Linked DNA regions of Mus musculus: region 1 is linked to region 2. Evidence: chromatin loops called from intact Hi-C (ENCODE). Cell type or tissue: heart. All regions are shown on one strand.

Evidence for each region. Peaks named below come from ENCODE experiments on the same cell type or tissue, not always from the same donor. Only the 100,000 strongest peaks of a DNase experiment are listed, where the experiment ranks them.
Region 1: it touches region 2 in a loop (6-fold over the local background); 2 of 42 quality-filtered maps call a loop at or near these places.

What each region holds. Positions count from the first base shown.
Region 1 is chr19:59,236,049-59,244,048 of GRCm38, reverse strand. Kcnk18 (potassium channel, subfamily K, member 18) reads right to left here. Exons shown (of 3, transcript NM_207261.3): 3 at 6,679-8,000. Among named protein-coding and RNA genes, the nearest start is that of Kcnk18, 20 kb to the right of the region's middle. In heart, no CTCF peak of the experiment used is centred here; DNase peaks (open chromatin) are centred at 1,875 and 4,418; H3K27me3 peaks cover 2,637 bases.
Region 2 is chr19:60,306,730-60,314,729 of GRCm38, reverse strand. Gm41882 (a long non-coding RNA gene) reads left to right here. Exons shown (of 3, transcript XR_877977.1): 2 at 2,838-2,945; 3 at 3,680-3,883. Among named protein-coding and RNA genes, the nearest start is that of Gm41882, 15 kb to the left of the region's middle. In heart, a CTCF peak has its summit at 3,916 (motif pointing right); no DNase peak of the experiment used is centred here.

The sequences.
Region 1 (8,000 bases), 1.1 Mb after region 2:
GCTGTAGTAGCCACACTCACATACACACATATCATACAGTATTAACAATTTTATTTCACGTTCAGTGTTACAGAGCACTGTATTCGTCTCACTGATTTGCCTTGTTCTCCTGACAGACATTTCCATTATTTGGCCTTCACAGACAATACCACAGTGAGCAGGCCCTATGGGCCTATGACCATATTTGTGCTCCCCTCATAGATAACACCACGGTAAGCAAGCCCTGTGACCATGCCCTGTGGCCCTCTAAGCATACCTGTGCACTCTAAGGATCAGTGATCAACTGGGAATGGGTATATTGCATCAAAGAACAGGAGACCTTCCGTAGTGGATGGAGCCTATTCCAAAGGCTTGTTTCCTTGAATCCCAGAGCTGTGATTGGCAGAGCCTGTAGAGACACTGACCAGAGTATTTGCTCCTGTCCATTAAATTCACGATCAATAAATTGTCACTTCTCTTTGACCCTTGAGCTTTAGGGTTTTGTCCTCTAAAAAGGATGTGATGGCTCAAACCCTGTCCTAGATGCTGGAATGTAGCTCGGTGGCGAGAGGGTAGGCTGAGCATTCCAGATGCCCTGGTTCAATCCCCAGCACCTTCTAATACAGGGTTATTAGAAGCACACAAGCCTGTAATCTCAGCCACTCTAGAGGCAGAAGCTGGAGGGAGGGTCAGGGCTCTACAGTGTCTTCCTCAGCCTCAGCCAGCTAAGGGCCCGCCTGGGCCGCATTAGACTGTCTCAAAACAACTTAAAAAACTGTAGTTATCACAGTGTCACAATGCACAGATCCTGGGGGCCCCTGCTGGAAAGCAGTCTCCACTGCAGCCACTCATGGTTTCAGAGTCCTGACAAGCTCAGCCTTGATAGATCTGGAGCACTGTTTCTCAACCTGTGGGTCACCACCCCTTTGGGGGTGGAAAGACTCTTTCACAGGGTAGCCTAAGATCATCAGAAAGCACAGATATTTTCATTACAATTTTTTTGTTTGTTTGTTGTTGTTGTTTTTTTGTTTGTTTGTTTGTTTGGTTGGTTGGTTTTTCGAGACTGGGTTTCTCAGTATAGCCCTGGATGTCCTGGAATTCACTTTGTAGACCAGGCTGGCCTCGAACTCAGAAATCCACCTGCCTCTGCCTCCCGAGTGCTGGGATTAAAGGCATGTACCACCATGCCCGGCGTTCATTACAATTTATAACTGTAGCAAAATTACAGTAATGAAGTAGCAACAAAAGTAATTTTAAGGTTGGGGGTCACCACAATATGAGGAACTGTGTTAAAGAGTATAGCATTAGGAAGGTTGAGAAGCACTGCTCTAGAGGAACACTGGGTCTTAGGAGAATGGCTGCCCTAGCACAGGTCTGTTTTGACTGGTCTCCTCTCAAAGGTTTCCTCACCCAGGACTTCCCCAGGCATAGAGTGGGTCCTTCCAACCCCAACCCTGGCTCAGCCTTCAGACCAGGAATAGAGGTCTATCTAGTTCTTGGAGGCTTCGTGTGTCTCATGATCAGGCTCATAATTAAGACCTATCTTGTGCTGTCTAATATCTATTAATTAGCATTTACTAAGCACATACTATGTGCTAGAAGTTGTGCCAGCTTTGGAGGACACAGTGGTGAGTGGATCAGTTACTCTATGCTATATACATACAGTCATCAGAACTGGCCACTAAACAAGTTGTAATTAGAACGGAGTCTAGGGAAATCCAACATCCAAGTCCACACGAGTGGGGTTTGGGACACTAATACACACTGTGCCTTGTGCAAGACAACTAGGAAGCAGAAACCTTGAGCTTTTAGTGTTATGGAGCTGACTGGTACCATCAGACGGAGGCTACCACAAGCCAAGGTCACTGATGCCTGCCAGAAAGCCAGCAGCCAGCTGGCTTGAAGATAGCTGTCATGCTCCTCGGGTCTGTCATCAACTCCCATGGCCATCCTGAGTTATTGTAGGGAATAGTGACTGCTAGTCTCTGAAACTAGGGTGTCTGAGTGCAGAGGGGCATACACAAACACTTGGAGTGCAGGGCCTTGGTTCCTTCAAAGAGCCAGAAGAGAAAAATCTTAGAGCCATGTTCAGAATGTTGGATGAGGGCTATTTCCATTCAGACTGAATAAACTGGGTCTTCAAAGAGAGAAGGATGCTCACCTCAAATAAACAAACATTTGAAGTTCAGACCAAACACTAAGGGGAAAGTGACAGCGTGAATTCAGAGGGTCCTGCCTGCACAAAGGCTGAGAGGGGGGACTCCCCTTGCTTTCCTATAATCAACACGCATGCACACATGCATGTACACACACGTGTATGGCTCCTTTTTGCAAACCAAGTGTTACAGGATAGCTGAACATATAAAAACAGAGCAAAGTGAAACAGGGATGGGAAAGGAACCCCTTCACACACAAAACCACAAAAGTCTGCAACAGTCTTACTGATACCTTTACAATTACTGTGATGAAACAATGTTGCCAAAAGCAAGGTGCACAGGAAACAATTTATTTGTGTTACACTTCCACGTCATGATCCATCACTGAGGAATGTCAAGGTAGAAACTCACACAGGGCAGGAACCTGGAGGCAGGAACTGATGCACAGGTCAGGAGGGGTGCTGCTTACTGGCTTGCTCATCATAGCTTGCTCAGCCTGCTTCCTTATAGAATCCAGCACCAGCAGCCCAGAGATGGCACCACCCACAAAGGGCTGGGTCCTCCTACATCAGTCACTAATTAAGAACATGACCTGCAGGTTTGTCTACAGCTTGACTTATAGGGGTATTCTCTCAGTTGGGGTTCCTTCTTTTCAGATGTCTGTAGCTTGTGCCAAGTTGACGTAAAACCTGCTAGCACACCAGGGAAACTAAGACATGGGGACACAGTCCTGACTGCAAGCCCTCAGTTGCCCTAGCATCTAATCCCTGTTCAATAAATCCGTGTTGACTCAGTGACATGCTGATTACTTTGCCTAGTTCTCTATGCTTTCCTACACATACTTTTTGAAGAGACCAACCTGGGCCTAGACCTCAGAAAGGCTCCTTAATGGCCTATGATTTTTAATATGTAGTACTTAAAAGGGTTTTATTCTGTGATCTAAATTGCAAGGCTCAAAGCAAGGCAGTTAAAGGAAGATGAAAAGAAGCCATAATTTGTATCCAAGATAGAGATGTTCTTTGTTGTCCTGCACCCACATCAGCTTCCGAGTTCTCATTGACTAGAGGTGAGTATCCATCACCATGGCAACAACCAAGGTACTCAGGCTACCCTACCCTAGATATGCCTGCAGCCTGCCTGGTTGGGTGTCCGAGTCCAGAGAGTTGATGGGAGACATAGTGGTCACAGTGGGTCCAGCATTGCTCCTAAGTCATGGCGCTTATCTCAGGGGCTCTGATTCCTTAAGAGAATAGGAGTTCGGGTCACTGTCCTGAAAGGCTGTGCCGTTTGTATATACTGGGCATCCCAAGCTCACTCTTTTAGGGTTCTGTTCCAGGGCCTGAGCTGTGAACTCTGGGTACCGAGTGAGTGAAAACCACCAGACTAACCACTTTGAAATGAACAGATACCAGATGCGCTTCGAGCCAGCCGCTTGGGAGTTTCATGAGAGAAACTAGAGCCAGGACCTCACATCAGAACACACATGACCCTCCAGAAACAGAAGAGATCCAAGGGAGACAGTTTAAGCTGCTGGCATGCAGGATCTGCACTCAGACAGAGAGACAAGAGGAACGTAGGGTCCAGAGGCGTTGTTGGGGATCCTGAGGGTGGAGCTTAGCATGCGGAGCGGGAGTGAGGGAGGTAGGAGGCTGTGTATCATCCATGCCATGAGGGCAGAATGGGGTGCATTGGTTCCGGGCTAAGGCAGAGGGGAAACGACAAGCAAACAAAGCTAATGTTAGAGAGCCACATGAGTGGGGAGCAAGTGTATCGGGTGCTACAGCGCCTCGCCTTGCTTATCCGAGCTGCCCAGGCTGTGGAGGCCCTGGATAGTCCTGGTAGCCTTTACTAAATTCGGACTCATACCTTGCAATCCCCCTTTCTTTCCCACTAGGACAGTGAAGGAGTGCTGTCTGGACCAGCTGCCTCACCCACTGGGATTACTGGGGGTCATGACTTTGAAGGGTACATATCCCACAAGCCAAGAGAGGACTTCTTTTCGAGTAGTTATTACATGCTGGGTCAACTGAGAACTTAAAATCAGGACTACATGTCTTTCAAGTCTGCGTGATGTTCTGGGTGGAAGAGCGGAAAGAGGTTGAGAGAGCCTCTTTTCCTTTAGTTGACTGCAAAATTTGAGGTCAAGGCCACTCCGAGGCTGCTCTTCTCCCACCTGAAGCTTTTTCAGGCACCTGAAGCAGCCAAGAGGCAGCAAAAGGCGAATGCGCCACCTGCTGGCCCTGGAGCGCAAGGTCGACACGGTCTGGCGCGCCACCTGGTGGCCATTTGAGATCTGGCATTCTGCTCCTAGTTTGGCCCAGCCAAGGTCCGACAAGGTTCCATGGTTAGCAGACTTGATAAAGCCAGCTCTGCAGTCTCTGGGATTCCTCCGGGACTGGATCTTTCGAGTTCTCACTATCTGTTTCCTCACCCTACCTCACTGGCTGTGCCATTTGAACGCATCTCTGGACTCACCCCAACTTAATCCTTTAGTTAAACAGTGTCAGGCTGCCAGACAGCTGAGCAGAGTGATGTCACAGCTTCTGGGCTAGTGTGGCTCCCACGCCATTGGTCCCAGTACAGGGGAAGCCAGGCGAAAGACACAGCAAGGTCTCCTACACTCCAGGGCCCAGGAACTTATGGGTGAGTTGAGACTCCTCATGGCTCCGACCGAGCAGTCTGAGAGAGACCCACTGAGCTCTCTGTATGTGGCAGACAGTGCAAAGCACACTGTGGTTTTACTCAGGTGGCTCCACGTTTAGACAGGGGACAGAGAACTAGAACCTCATTATATTCTGGTGACTGGATGTTGTGGGAATACGCAGGGGGCAAGAACACACACTTCTGGTAATCTGGGCCTTTGAGGAAACTACACAGAACTGAGCAGAGAGAGCAAGTCTTCAACCAAACCACAGGAGAAGGGACATGCTCTGAGAGAGCAGCCAATGGTCTGATCACCAACCCTGGCTGCAAAATTGCACCTATCAGAGATGCTTGAAAACACCCCCTGCCCAGACCAGTGGCCCCTGAGGGTGAGTGCTAAGGACTGAATGTGTCACCCAGAGTCAGGTTTTGAAACTAACTTCCAGTGGAGGCGAGGCTGTTGGAGGAGGTCAGAAGGGCAGAACACTCAGGACGGGATCAATGCCCCTATGAAACAAGGAAGCCACATGAGATCTCTGCATGTCCATCAACCAAGAGAGGGTATCCTCCAAGAACCTTACCATTCTGTTTGTAGACTTCATGCTCCAGACCCACGAGAGATGAATGTGTGACTAGGTCATTCAGGGGGCTGCTGTAGTGTGCAGCTGAACTGTCTCCCCACAGATTTGTGTGTCAAATGCTGGACCCACAGCTGATAGCTCTGTGCAGAGGTGACTGGATCCTAAGGCTCTGATTCCATCAATTAACCCATTGATGGGTTCATAGGTGAGTGTGTTTTAGTAGGTGATAAGTCCTGGTAGGAGACGTGAGTCACTGGGGGGAGGGGTGCCCTTGAAAGGAGTATCTTGTCCCTGATTCCTCTTCTCCCTCTTTCTCCTCTTCTCCCTCTTCCTCCCCTGTTTACCTCTTTCTGTCACATTATTCTGCTTCGTCACAATCCCAAAAACATGCAACCAAGAGACCACTAACTGTACCCTCTGAAACCATGACCCCAAGCAAACCTTTCCACCTTTTTGTCTTCTTAGGTACTTGTCATGGCAAAATAAAATATAAATACATAGTCTAGACTGATAAGACAGATAGTAGGGGTCAGGGCGCAACAGAAAGTGCTTGCAGCAAGAAGTGAAGCCATTGAGGAAAGGCTTGGCGTCGTGAATTCATATTCCTGAACCTGGAGAGGCTGTTTTCTGGAATACACACATAGAAATACATTGCTGCCTGTGGGTTGCATGACACAAGGGTAGGAAGTGAGGGGCAGGAAGACACACAGGTCCACATCTTCGGAGCCATGGAAAGTTTTGTTGCTAGCAGACTGGATAAGTGAACCAGCAAGGCAATTCGTCTATCTAATTTGCATAGTGTGCATTCCTGACAGCTTCCATGTCTGTTTTTGCCCCGAGAAGAACTTGGCAGGGCTGGGGTGTAGCTCGGTAGGTAAGGTGCCTGCCTAGCACACATGAAGCTCTGGGTTTGGTCCTCAGCGTGGAGTGAGCTAGGTGTAGTGGCAGACTCCCATGGCCCCAGCACTTTAGGAGGTAGAGGCAGAAGGTTCAAAAGTTCAGGGTCATTGTTGACTACGTGCCATATCCAAAGCTGCCATGGACTAGATGAGACCTTGTCTCAGAAATAACAGACAGCCAATGAGATGTCTCAGTGTGGGCCAAATTGATGGCCACCAAGCTTGACAGTCTAAGTTTGGTCACCAAAACCCACATGCTAGAAGAAGATGACCAACTTCACAGATTATCCTCTGCTACCTGCACCCCATACACACCCTGGCACATGTGCACATGCACACAGACAGACAGACAGATGGACGGACAGACATAGATGATAGATAACCAAGAAAGAAAGGTGGGAGTTACTGAGGAGTTCACACTACCTTTCATGAAGTCACTAATGCTCTGAGGATTCACTTGGTTCAGGTTTGCTTTGTGCCAATCTGGATAAATGCCCAGTGTTTGGTGGGTATCTGTAGAACCTCTAGGCAACCTCCTCCAGCCCCATGGCGAGCCCCTTGAAGGGCGAAGCTGTCAATGAATTTGGGTTTGCAGGGCTTTGCCACACCTTACCAGTATAAACAAAGCTTGAGGAATGCCAGATGGCAAAACCAGGAGCACTGGCCTGAAGGTTCACCCTGGGGCACTTTGTCTTTGCAATGGTTCTTGCTCACACCTTGTTGATTCCAGTGCCTGAGGTAGATCTTCAAGGGTTGGAGGAATTTAGAATTTAATCCTTGCAGGGAAGAGGGAGAAGGACCCAGAAGGAGAAACTGAAGACCCTCCTGAGAAGCCGCTTTTGGCAACGGCTGGAATCTAAGACAGAATAGTGAGCCCCTAAGGGCCAGCAGCTGCTTTCAAACTACCACCTCACAGCATTCCCCCTGTGGCTCCCCTCTGCAACACCAGCCACCACTCACCCAGGAACTAACTTTGCTAATTGCAGGACTCATGTTTCTAAGCTTGCAAGCTCAGGGAGACAAGATACAGCCGTGAGGTATTTCAAATAACCTTCAAATAAAAGAAACAATAATAAAATAAAGGATGTGTGTCCTTCCCCGACCTTGCCAACCAGATCTCCGTGTCATCTGTCACTGTCCTTTTCTTGGTCCTCAAAAGCTGCTTGGAGACAGATGTGAACAGGGTATGTTCTATAGGAGGGGACCCCAGAGAGCCTGATGGGGGGAGGGGCAGGGTGGATGAGGAGGAGCAGAGACTAGGGAGACTCTGAAATGAGTATGCTAATGATCACCTGAAGCTGGCTGCGAAGAGGGGAGATGGTATACAGCATAGCCCAGAGCTGTTGCATAGGAAAGGCAAGGCATTGTCATGGATGAAGGGTGCTCCCTCCGTGACATTTCTAGCTGGTCCAGCACAGACCCACACCTCACTGTCCAAAGACAGTCCACAGAGGAAGTAAGTTGCCAAGACACAGGTGGAATATCTACTCCACATCAGCCACTCGGGGGCAGCTCTTGAGTGTCTCTACCTGGGGTGAGGGGTGACCAATCCATCTCTGATGTGACAACAGTGTTACATCGAATTCACACAAGTGGCACCATCCACGGGCTAAGCAATGAGACAGGTGCTCTACTAGAATCCAGCCATGAAGACTTCTCCCAGGTAACAACTCTGCTTGGTGACGTCAGCAGCCCGGGGTAGGGCAGGTGTCAAGTGCATCCATGCAGTCATTCAGGGAAAC
Region 2 (8,000 bases):
CTTGGGAGAGGGGACTGCAGTCTCACTAAGGAGATAGATGGCTCTGGGCCCATGAATAGCAACTTTCATTGTGGATCTTTCCTGGGTGAATACAGGGGCAATTTATCTACGTTTAAGAATTAGTTGTATCAAACAGTAATTCCACTAATCTCTACCATCACATTACCCAACGTAATGTATTCAAGCAGATGAAAATACCTTGCTATTTCCAGGCAAGCAATGGCTGTCTGGCTGCAATGACCCTTGAAAGAGTACTCAATGTAATCCAAAGATTAATACTCAAGAGAAGTCTAATGTTTTACAACAGACATGAAGCTACTTCCATGATTGGCCTTACTGGTGAGATTACAGACTCTGATTGTTCAGGTTTTGACTTCCGTGTGTGCTTGTGTGGGTGTATATATGCTTTCGGGTACATGTGGGGAAGGCAAGAAGACAGCCTCAGGTGTCATTCCCCAAATACCATCTACTTTGTTCACTGAGACAGAATATCTCCCCCACTCCTGACCTGGAACTCACCAAGTAGACCAGACTGACTAGTGAGCCCCAGGGACCCACACAGTCTAGAAGTATGTGCCACCACACGTGACTTTTAAAATATTGGTTCTGGGAGGTCACATTTGGGTTCTCATGCTCAATGGATAAATGACTGAACAACTGAGCAATGTCCTGTGACCCAAGGTAGTGACTTTTAAAGATGGAGAATGGCTATTAAAAATCATTTTAAGTAGTATTTTCTTATTGTACTATGTTCACTACAAAGATAATAATCCTGGACCATTTTCTGTGGGCTCCTAAGGTACATAGGTGTTTTATTTTCAATGTGATTAATACGTTTATGTCTATATTATATCCATAGATTTATATATTTATATATTTATATCTATAGATATGAATACATTCCTTACAAATACACATATGCATATATTATATGTATTGTATAAGGTAAGTATTTTATTCTGGTTCTTATTAAAACCTCTTCTGGAGAAGTTAAACAGGAAACATACTAAAATAAGTGATGTACTGACCTAATAAGAACTTACGTTTTTCTCCTAATTATATTACATTAAATTAAAGCTGCCAAGGAATCTTTTGGCCCTAGGTTTGTCATCAAGAGTTAGCAGGTTAATGGGGTTTCTAACTACAAGAATCTTCAGCTCTGTGAATTTTTTCTAGAAGAATTCTTTAACTACCTTTTCATTACATTCAAGTAAACTTTTCTTGTCTATGTACCCCAATTATCAAGTTAGTCATGTTGTTTTTTTCATGTATGAGTGGCATGTATGTCTGTGTAACACATGTGTGACTGGTGCCCACCGAAGTCAACAGAAGGCATTGAATCCCCTGGAACTGGAGTTACAGATGATTTTGAGCTGGGAACCCAACCCAACCTCTGCCAGAGCAGACAGTGCTCTTAACATCGGTCTATCTCTCCATCTCCAGAACCACATTTTCCATTATCTGTGTGCTACATCATTACTGTGATACTTGCATAACGTAGCCACACACACACACGTATGTGTGTGTGTGTGTGTGTGTGTGTGTGTGTGTGTACATGCACACACAGAGATATCTCTATATGCACATGTATAGACATATGCAAAGTACTGGGAAAACATCTGGATTTCAATCCATAATTTAGATTCTTAAACAATACTATTCTCATATGTATCTCATTTTTACTAGGCTATGTGTTTATAACTTTGACCTAAAAATGATTACTGAGAAGGCAGTGAGAAAAATTCACAAGAGTAGAATGTCTATTACTAAAAATAGAGGTTTCACACACACATTAATGAAAAAAAAAAACAGGCTATCATTGCGAACTTTTCTGTGACCCAAAAATGTTAACCTCAAGTTGTTTCCTTCCATGGAAATTCATTAAAGAAAAACACAATCCAATATGCTACAGATTCTAATAATTTATCTTGAAGTTTTATAAAGATACAATGTATCTTGGTCTAATAGGCCCTGTGCAATTATTTTCTACATATCACTTTAGCTATTTGGGAGATTTAATAGGAGGGAAGATTCATTATATACTGTGCACACTGTGCATATCTGTATTTTATACCTACAGAGACTCCACTTCTTAGCAGAGAAAAATATCTCCTAGAAGAGCTACAATATCCCCAGTCACTCTTGAGTGGCCCTTAAGGGTGTTTGAGTTAGCACCTCCACATGACTGCCTTCCACTTTCATTCTGAGAACCCTTCAAGAATATTCTGCACCCACGGTGCCATGGAGTTTTTGAGCACTGGAAATGTAATTTTTTTTCATACAAATGAAGCCCAAGCACAAGGCCTTAGTGCTTCACTCTGGTGGTACTGTTGAGTAGATGTTCTAAATCCCCTGTTGGTTTTCGGTGGGCAAATATGTCTTTTCCAGTTAATGGTGGTTTTCTTTTTAAATTCTTACATGGTGTGTGTGTGTGTGTGTGTGTGTGTGTGTGTGTGTGTGTGTGTGTGTGTGTGGTATGTGTGTATGGTGTGTGGTGTGTGGTGTGGTGTGTGTGTGTGTGTGTGTGTGTGTGTGTGTGTATGAGTGTGTGCATAGAAGCTAGAATATATATTGATAGCCCAAAGCTGGAATTGCAGACAGTTGTGAGCTTCTTGTGATGTGGGTGCTGGGAACTGATCTTAAATGCTGAGCCAGCTCTGCAACCCTGGGCCATGTTTGCTTTATTACATCTTTATTCTCTCTGCTTATTCTAGGGTCCATAGGCACTGAGTAGGCACATTTTAAATGTTTATTAAGTGCCTGAATGGACAAGTGAATGGTTCTTTAATGTGTGTCTAATGGGCTGAAGCCATTTATCTACTAACCTTCCCTTACAGTCCTGCAAGAAGAAATCAACAACTCCTGCCAAGCCAGCTATTTCCTTGGGAGTCATCAGATAAAGTGTGTGATCGATTGCATGCTTCAGACTTTTGCTGCCAGAGGAGGTAAAGAAGGTATTTCTCTAAGTAATCTCCCACTGAAAGTTATATTTCTTTCCTTGGAAATGTGCCCATTCTTAATTTAGAAGCTGGAGATTTCATCCCATTGGAGTAAATGTTAAAACTCTGGGTGAAACAAAACAAAACAGAAAGATCTGTTCTCCTTTCTACCATGCCATACTGTGAGCATTAATTTTGGATCATTCCTATAATACTCCCCACCATTTGTGAATATTTTCAATGTGCAAAGCACTCACTCATGTGTGTTAATGGGTTAAATCCTTGCAACTGTGGAGGCAAACACTGTTGTAGCTGCAAGGGAGAAACACAGACATAAAGAAGTTATTTAACTTGTTTAAGCTATTGCCCAGTCAATTGCTGCCAGAGAAGGCTTTGCACTCAGGCAGTATGGCTCTGTGGTCTTACTGAGAATAATATTTTAGTGCTGTCTGGATGTTTCGAGAAGCAACTTCTTTGGGTAGTATAGTTTTTTCCCTGTTGCCAGGTCAATTGCACCAAGGCAAGGGTCTATAACAGCAGTTTAGTGTCTGAAATGGAAGCGTTAAAATATTTTTGTGAGTTTCACTCAAATTATTTCCAATTTGTTTTCAAAGTAATTATGCCTGAAGATGAGGCAGAAAAAAAATAAGCTGGTGTTGGACCAGTATACGCAGACAAGAAAAGTGCATTTATTAAGTCGTTGGGGAAAAATATTTTTGTTTTTTGTTTGTTTTTTTCAGGTTCTGGAGCTCAGTGTGTAGCTGGACTGACATCAAAACCACAACAAAAACTTCTTGCCTCTCAAGTACGAAGATTGAATGTATGATCATAACATAACATAACAAAGCAAAATAAAACAAAACCTCAAAACCTCAAACATCAGAATTTTTCTGATTGTTAATTTAATGTCTGTTATTTGAAAATCTGTGGATATTTGGAAACCTTGTGGCTCTGTTTGAACTGCTTGGTAAGAATTCCTCCCTCTGTCCAGCAGAGGGCAGGCGAGGTAACAAAATCTAGCTGGGTTAAGCTTGCACTGCCTAGGTAAGAGGCAGCTATGAGCTCTTCAAAACCACAGGCTGAAGATGCTGGATTGCAGGCCCAGGAAAGAATAATAAAAATTCCTCTTTGCACTAGAAGAAAAGTAGGCAAGAAAGAGTTCTTGACAGAAGGACTCGACGCTTCTCTGTCAAAGTTTGGATCTTGAGTGTATGAGGGAACTTGGGGCTGAAGTGTTAAATGTGAAATGGGAACTGTTTCTTCCCTGGAGTTTTGGCAAAGACCATTTTCATTTAAAAAAATGAACAGGGATGAGCAGAAAGCAGGGGAGAGGATCAAACCAGTAAGAAATCAGTGTTTCAATGGGAGGGACCCAGGGGGAAGTTGAAACTCTTCAGCAATAATCTGAAGTTATTTTGAAAGAAATTTTATTTTTAATTTGTTTTGTCATTATTTTCACCCTGGTAGTAGTAAGATCAAGTTAGTTACTGAATCTCATCCTTCTCTGTGATTTTTTTTTTTTTTTTTGGATCTGTGACCAACGTTCAAATGTCTGTTTTTACATTGTCACTATCTATGCTTTTGCTCTGTGGTACTCTAGTGTCGGGTCTCTGAATTCATGACGTGTTTTCACAGAAAGACTTCTTCCAAACCATTGATCCTGTGCTGTGGTTATGCGGTGTTGTTATGTGCGAACTCTTTTGAACTTGAAGTTATTTTGAAAACATGTGGTGTGAGTGCTATAACGCAAGACAAAACTTGAATTTTAAGCTGTTCTGACACTCTCTCAAGGCTGCTTCGTGAAAGCCATGACTACACAGACAGACTGGCTGTTGGACAGCTTAGTTCTGTGGCATCCACTCTCCCTCCAGAATGTTCCTCAGAAGGTATTGTGGATAACACTGAGCACAAGTCTTCAGAATGTGGTAGTGAGACCACAGAACAATTTCATATATTTTATTTGCAGTTGAACAATGTAGCCTGGGTTCCTCATTTGGACAATGACATGTTGACCCTAACAATAACAAATGGATAAAAGCTGCTCTAGGCTGGAACTAACTTCAGAGCAGTAATAATAGCCAGGTTATCAGCACTGTATGGTTGTACCAGAATTACCAGAAGCTTTCTCAGCACCGGTGGGTGAAAGACCTACTCTTAAAACAGACAGACTATTGGATGGGTCACAGGGCCCCCAATGGAGGAGCTAGAGAAATTACCCAAGGAGCTAAAGGGAACTGCAACCCTATAGGTGGAACAACAATATGAACTAACCAGTACCCCAGAGCTCTTGTCTCTAGCTGCATATGTATCAAAAGATGGCCTAGTGGGCCATCACTGCAAAGAGAGGCCCATTGGACTTGCAAACTTTATATGCCCCAGTACAGGGGAACGCCAGGGCCAAAAAGGGGGAGTGGGTGGGTAGGGGACTGGGGGTGGGTGGGTATGGGGGACCTTTGGGATAGCATTGAATATGTAAACGAGGAAAATACCTAATTAAAAAAAAACAGACAGAATGGAATCTCATATTTGACAATTAAAATTCCCCAATCCTCTGATAGTCTGGCTTCCTGTTTCCTCACCAAGACAGGTGAGTTCCTCATCTAGAACTTGCTATCATGAGCTCTCACCAGAAAGGATCCAGCCAAGTTCCAATCTATCCTTCAAAGGCACAATTCTGTTCTGTGCAGAAAAATAGAAGTAGCAGCTAGAAACTTCAATCAGTGCTTTTGGACCCCAAAACTATGACAGTGCCACACCGGTGTCATTAAAGCTAACTAACCATATTAAACGAATATTAAAATATGGGCTCCTTTGCATACCATAATGAGCCAAGCTGCTTTTAAGTTTCTCCCCGTGCTTTGAGGTGAGGTGACATTTACATTCCCAAACTTTGAAGTCGGAACAAAATGCACAGGTAGAGGGTACTAGATCAAATAGTAATCAACTTCAAAAAGCATGTTGGCTGTTGGATGTCCCTGGGCTAATTTCCTCTAGACATTTTAAATGTAAATGTCTAAACTCATTTAAAAATGGTAAATTGGTCTAGGTTCAATCAAAAAGCATCCTGACGCAGAACGGGGAGACCAGGCTAATTGTCATTTGTTTGTCAAATGAATTCCATTTGGAAAGCAATGAAACCTCCAAGCCAATTCTTTTAAGGTGAGCTGGTAGTTGTATTATCAGTTAAATGCAGTAAAAATGCATAATCATAGGATGATAATGGGAGCTGAACTAGTGTTAGCACTGGCTGCCACAGGGCATGGAGCGATGCAACCTAAGTGCTGTAATGCTGCCTTGCCCACAATGGTACCAAGTCTGGTCTTTAGCCTTACAGACACTTTCTTTGCATTAAAAAAAAAAACTTTATCAAAGCACCATGGCAATATAGAAAATGTCAAAGTGAAATGCACTGTAGGCAAATTGAGATTTCATTAAGTTTAAATTTATTGCTTTTGACTGATGTATTACCATGCTTGTTAAGAGCTAGTAATTTGGAATATCTGTCTGCTTGGTAAAATAGCTTTGTCTCCTTGCATATTATTTCGTTTAGACTTTGAAAGGCCACAGTCATTCCAAGTCAGGGCTTAGAACTGTTTTTCAGTAGTGTTTTGAAAATGGTGCTTGTGCCCTGGTAGAGATCCACATATGTCCTGAAAGTCATGTAAATTTATAGGAAATTGGTGGGGGAAACTCTAATTTGTGGAATTTTTGTTGAGTCTTGATGTGTTAAGGTATGTGCAAAGGTGGAGCTGTGCAGCCGTCTCTACTGTTCTCTTCTCCATATGGATGGTTGGGATAGAGGGATGATGGGTAGTGAGTGAGGATGAAGGATATGCCATATCCAGTTACCAGAAAAATGGAACTCTATGTAGAAAAATAGACCCTCAACTGGGATATTTTACAAGCAAGGAAAGGGAGAGCTAAAGGTCCCATGATTTTGTCAGAATTACACAACAGCCCATAATTCCTTTGGTCACTTGGGTCTCTGCGTTAATGTTAGTTGTTCTAGGAAGCCTTCCTTCCTTGCTACTGGGGCTGGTTACTAACACAGAAGCTGCAAAACTTTTAATAAAAGACTGTGGTGGTTTGAATGATTGTCCCTCATAGTCTTGGCACTTGGACACTTGGTTCTGATTGTTGGTGCTGTTTGAATGGATCTAGGAAGTGTAGTCATGCTGAAGGAAATCTGCCACTTGGGGTGGGCTTTGATGCTTCAAGGGCTCACATTGCTCCTAGTCTTCATTCTCTGACTCATGTCTGCACTTTAAGATGTGAGTGAGCTCTCCTCAGCTTGCTGTTCTGGTGGCTGTCCTTCCTGCTGCCATGCTTCCTCACTGTGACGGCAATAGACTTTTATCCTTCTGGATGCCCAAATAAACCCTTCCCTCTATAAGTTATAAGTTGCCTTGGTCATGGTGCTTTATCACAGCAACAGAGGAGTAACTATTTACACAAAGTAGGCCTAGAGGTAAAACTGGTATTATGTATACATGGTAACTACAAAAGTAAACATGCATGATTACTTGATAAAATTCAGAATAGAACAGTTGAGTGACTTTTAATCTCTTCTTCAAGATAGATCTACAAATGGGAAGAAATGAATTCTTTTCAGGGCTTGAAGTTCAAATGTGAAAACCATCCTTAGTTCATGGCCATATGAAAACAGTCAGTGAGTTGAATTTGACTCCAGGCCAAGTTTACAGATCCCTAAGCTGACATGTTATGCTATTTGGTTTTCTCCACTTGACAGAAGATTTGGAATCACTTCCTGGCTCAACATTTTGATTATGTCAACCCACATTAGAAAAGAAAATTCTATGAGAACAGAGACTTATCGGTTTCCCCCTGCATCCCCAGGTCATGGGAGAGTGGGTGCCAGAGTCACCAAATAGTGGCAATCATTTGGTTGATATTCAACGAGCACAAAGAGAGTCTACATCCTATTGCCAAATGATTAGATAAGAAGACACTGTGTGGCAGTGGTGGTGTGGGGCAGGGCTGCCTTTAATCCCAGCACTCAGGAGGCAGAGGCAGACAGATCTCATAAGGTTGAGGTCAGTC